Linked DNA regions of Homo sapiens: region 2 is linked to region 1. A link is an interaction called in ENCODE POLR2A ChIA-PET data of the cell type or tissue named here. Cell type or tissue: OCI-LY7. All regions are shown on one strand.

Region 1 (2,500 bases):
CTGTTGGGGAGGGGGCTCTATTAGTGGTTTGAGAGCTTCACAGAAGCCTTCCCCCTCCTAAACCTCCCCAGCTTCGAAGGGGGAGAATTCCACCAGCAGCCCCGTCAGGGACCTAAGCTGGGTTCAGCCATGCAAGCAGCTTCCAGGTGGAACCCCGGCCGCGAGCTTCCCAGCCCTTCTAGAGCGGGAGATGGAGAGCAGGGTGGAGGCAGGCGGCTTGCGGCGCGCAAGTCTCCTCTTCCCCGGCCGGCTCCCGGCTGCGAGCTCTGCCAGCTCAGAATTTGCAAAGAATCTGCGGTTTGGCCACCCACGGCAGCTTCAGCTTAACCAAAGAATGAGCCCCAGGCAAAGTTACCCCCAGGCAAGAGGCGATGGGTGGAGGAGGAGGTACATGCAGCGGGCAGCCGGGCCCATAGCCAGCCTCCTTCCGCCGTGCAGCCCCCTCCCCAGGGGCCAGAGCCGGCCGAAGACTGGGGGTAGGGACGGAGTCGGGGGACGGGATTTTTTTCCAGAGCAACAGGTAGGCTGGTGAGGAGGCCTCCGGCCCAGGGAGAGGCGCTGAGAAGGCTGCGGGTGAACGGGAGGGTCGAGGGCACACGTGAGTGACAGCACCTTGCACTGAAGGGGACAGGGCTTCCTCGAGCTCTGCCCTGTCCCCTCCACCTGTCCGGAGTTCGGCCCGGGAGCACCCCACCCCGCAGAGGGCGCCACTCCCGGCTTCCTGGAGACGCAGGAAGCCCTGGGGGCGCAGCCATCCCACAGCGCGGCCGAGGTGGGACTGGGGGTCCCGCAGCGACCGCTTTTCTTTGGTGGGTCTGCACGCACCTATCCGGGCAGGCGGGGAAAGGGGCCGGGCGGCCACCTATCTCCTGAGGCCCGCAAAGACCGCCCGCTCTCCTCCAGGTCTGGCCAGCTACTAAGACGATCCTCCGCCCGAGGCTGACGGAAGTGCTTCGCCGAGGCCCGCGCCATGCTCTCCTCCTCAGAAAGCGTGAAAGAAAACCCTAACCCAAAGCATGAGGGAGTGGGGATTGAGCGGCCGCTGGCCCGCCCCCGAAGGCCATTGATTGGAGGAGACTGGACACAGCGCCGGAAGTTTTCCTTGAGTCACATGATTGGCTGGGAGAAACAGAAGCTCCGCCCGACCGCAGCGCAGATTGGTGCCAGGCCCGGCCGGTCCCCCAGTCTCGTGATTGGCGGGGCACAGCAGACGCCCCTGGGCTGCAGCATGATTGGTCGCGGGTTGCTGGTCCTGGGTCCCGGGCCGGAGCCCCGGTGCCCGATAGATGGGCCGGAAGGGTCGCGGCGAGGCCCGGCTCAGTTGCCCCGGTAGACTTCGATCTTGCTGGCCTTGGCCAGCATGTCGATGATGTGGGCCTCGAAGTCCGCGTCGTGCACGCCAGTCTTCCGGAACTCGCCCGCGTACCGGTTGTTCTCCCAGTAGTGGTGCCAGTTGCCCCGGCTGTCGGCCCCGAACCCGTACACGTTCACCTGCGGGGAAGCGCAGCGGAGCGTCACCCCAGGCGGGGACCTGGAGGATGGCGCGGGGCGGGCTCGGGATGACAGGGAGGAGAGGGGACGGGAGGCCCCGGGGAGATGCAGGAGCCCCCAGGCCTGGCCTAAGGACATGGACTCACATGGGGACACCACCTTCCCTTTGCAGCCCTTGCAAATTCCTCCTTTTTTTTTTTTTTTTTTTTAATGGAGTACTTTGATCAGCACCACTCAGTGAAGCACTTGCCGGGCCTCAGCCCTGCTCTTCATTGCAAGGCAGCCCTGGCCACTGGTGGAACGGGTTCTCTGAACGACTGAGTTCCATTTTTACACGAAGTAGGCCTGGGGCTCAGAGCTGGTGGGGGCAGTCGTCCAGCTGAAATTCAACTACATACACTCTCCATTCTATTTATGTTTTTTTTTCTTTTCTTTTTCAAGACAGCGTCTCATTCTGTCGCCCAGGCTGGAGTGCAATGCCGCTATCTCGGCTCACTGCAACCTACGCCTCCTGGGTTCAAGCGATTTTCCTGACTCAGCCTCCCGAGTAGCTAAGATTACAGGCGTGCCCCAACACGCCTGGCTAATTTTTTGTACTTTTAGTAGAGATGGGGCTTCACCATGTTGGCCAGGCTGGTCTTGAACTCCTGACCTCAAGTAATCCGCCCGCCTCAGCTTCCCAAAGTGCTGGGATTACAGGCGTCAGCCACCGCGCACGGCCAATAACTTTTTAATGAAGAGATTTTGGATTTGGTAGAATCATGAAAGCAGAAACGTTTGGGAAAGGCATATCTATACTTTACAGCCTAGAGATGGGGGAAACCAAGGCCACATGGATTCTGCCTACAGAAGCACATTCCTCTGTTAGCCTGCTAAGACCCGAGAAGGCCTGCACTCCTCTGTTCCATGGGTTCCCACCACCCACACCACGGGCCTACCCACCTCATCACACACATGCAGGGCAAAGAAAAGCACCAGCATCCCCGTGGAAGGGTACCGCCCGTGATGC
Region 2 (2,500 bases), 140 kb after region 1:
AGAGATCCTACTGCTTTGGTCTCCCAAAGTGTTAGGATTGCAGGCATGAGCCACCACACCTGGCCAGCTGTGGTTTTTCACAGATGCTCTTTATCAGGCTGAGAAGTTCCCCTCTATTCCAAATTTGTTGAGTGTTTCTACCACGAAAGGATATTGAATTTTGTTAAATGTTTTCTTCTGAGTCTATGAGGTGATCATGTGTTTTTTGTCCTTTTTTCTATTAATATGGTGTATTATTAGGATGGTGCAAAAGTAATTGCGGTCTTGGCCACTACTTTTAATTGATTTTCAGATGTTAAATCAACCTTGTGTTCCTAGGATAAATTCCACTTGGTCATAGTATATAATCCTCTTTATATATTGCTAGACTTGCTTTACTAGGGTTTTGTTGAGTTAAATTTTTTTTTTTTTTTGAGACAGAATCTCTCTGTCGCCCAGGCTGGAGTGCAGAGGCGCCATCTCGGCTCACTGTAAGCTCTGCCTTCTGGGTTCACGCTATTCTCCTGCCTCAGACTCCTGAGTAGCTGGGACTACAGGAGCCTGTCACCACCACTGGCTAATTTTTTGTATTTTTAGTACAGATGGGGTTTCACGGTGTTAGCCAGGATGGTCTCGATCTCCTGACCTTGTGATCTGTCCGCCTTGGCCTCCCAAAGTGCTGGGACTACAGGCGTGAGCCACCGCGCCCAGCCTTGTTGAGTACCTTTATGTCTATATTCATAAGAGCTACTGGTCTGAAGTTTTCTGTGATATTTTTGTCTGGCTTTGTTATCTCACATTAGATTTCTATTGAATGGTGCTCTTCTAATCTCTAATGTGGTAGCTTTTTTTTTTAAATAGAAGCTGGTATTTATTAACTTATTTATTTATTTATTTTTAATTTGCAACTCCACTCTGCAACTCAGGCTGGAGTACAGTGGCATGACCTTGGCTCACTGCAATCTCTGCCTCTTGGGGTTAAGCGATCCTCCTGCCTTAGCCTCCCAAGTAGCTGGAATTACAGGTGTGCATTACCACACCTGGCTAATTTTTGTATTTTTTAGTAGAGACACGGCTTCGCCATGTTGCCTAGGCTGGTCTCAAACTCCTGGACTCAAGCAATTAGCCTGCCTCAGTCTCCCAAAGTGCTGGGATACAGGTGTGCACCACCATGTCCAGCTAATTTTTGTATTTTTTGTAGAGATGGGGTTTTCCCATGTTGCCCAGGCTGGTTTTGAACTTCTGGGCTCAAGCAATCCTCCTGTTCTGGCCTCCTAAAGTGATGGGATTGTAGGTGTTAGTCACCACGCAAAGCCCCATAGACATTTTGATGTTGTAGTTAGTAGAGGGCAGTAAAGAAGCTATTGGCCAGGCAAGGTGGTTCACACCTGTAATCCCAGCATGTTGGGAGGCCGAGGCGGGCAGATCACCTGAGGTCAGGAGTTTGAGGCCAGCCTGGCTAACATGGCGAAAGGTGGAAGGATAACTTGAGCCCAGGAGTTCAGGACCAGCCCGGGGAACATGGCAAAACCCCATCTCTACAAAAAATACAAAAACTAGCTGGGCATAGTGGTGGATGCCCGTAGTCCTAGCTCCTCAGGAGGCTGAGGTGGGAGAATTGCTTGAGCCCAGGGAGTTGGGGCTGTAGTGAGCTGTCATTGTACCACTGTACTCCAGCCTAGGTGACAGAGCAAGACCCTGTCTCAAAAAAAAAAAAAAAAAAAAAAAAGCTTGATGTATTACCTTGGCCAGGTCAAGCTGACGAACTTTGCTGGACACATTCTCAGCCAGGTTGCAGGTAAAGGTGATCATTCCAGCCAGCTGCTTTGCATCTCCCTCAATCAGCTGCAGATTAGGACTGGAGAAATACATTGTTAGCATACACATAACGATAGGGCAGAGAAGAGACAGAAACTTTTTTTTGCATATGGACACTATGTCTTCTACTTCTTTCATACCTACCTGTAACTCTTAGCTCAGTTTGCTCTATACTCAGCTTTTTCTCAAGAACGTTTGACTGTAAACTCAGACCTATACCTGATAAAAAATTAACTCTTTTTTTTTTTTGAGACGGAGTCTTGCTTTGTCGCCAGGCTGGAGTGCACTGGCGCAATCTCAGCTCACTGCAACCTCCGCCTCCCGGGTTCAAGCGATTCTCCTGCCTCAGCCTCCTGAGTAGCTGGGACTACAGGCGCGTGCCACCAAGCCCAGATAATTTTTGTATTTGTAGTAGAGACGGGGTTTCACCACGTTGGCCAGGAGATGGTCTTGAACTCTTGACCTTGTGATTCAGCCTCCCAAAGTGCTGGGATTATAGGCGTGAGCTACTGCGCCTGGCCAAAATTAACTTCTAAAACCAATAAAGACACACCTAAATAGGTACAGTCAAAGAACTAGAGAACAAATTCTCTCAATTGCTAAGTGAGCATAAGATGCACTAACCAGTACCATGTGAGAGGATGGTGAGATCAAGGAACAATTTTTGTTTTTGTTTGAGACAGGTTCTCACTCTGCCACTCAG

What was found. Peaks named below come from ENCODE experiments on the same cell type or tissue, not always from the same donor. Only the 100,000 strongest peaks of a DNase experiment are listed, where the experiment ranks them.
Region 2: POLR2A ChIA-PET joins it to region 1 with 13 read pairs; 28 of 35 experiments call an interaction of 5 or more read pairs at or near these places.

What each region holds. Positions count from the first base shown.
Region 1 is chr16:70,380,372-70,382,871 of GRCh38, forward strand. ST3GAL2 (ST3 beta-galactoside alpha-2,3-sialyltransferase 2) reads right to left here. Exons shown (of 7, transcript NM_006927.4): 6 at 2,434-2,500; 7 at 1-1,491. The coding sequence ends at 1,318. Among named protein-coding and RNA genes, the nearest start is that of DDX19A, 35 kb to the left of the region's middle. RefSeq lists enhancers at 891-1,060, 1,091-1,150. In OCI-LY7, CTCF peaks have their summits at 675 (motif pointing right) and 874; DNase peaks (open chromatin) are centred at 310, 690 and 1,100; H3K4me3 peaks cover 1,944 bases; H3K27ac peaks cover 1,844 bases.
Region 2 is chr16:70,515,904-70,518,403 of GRCh38, forward strand. It overlaps COG4 (component of oligomeric golgi complex 4), which reads right to left. Exons shown (of 19, transcript NM_015386.3): 3 at 1,723-1,837. Among named protein-coding and RNA genes, the nearest start is that of COG4, 6.4 kb to the right of the region's middle. In OCI-LY7, no CTCF peak of the experiment used is centred here; no DNase peak of the experiment used is centred here.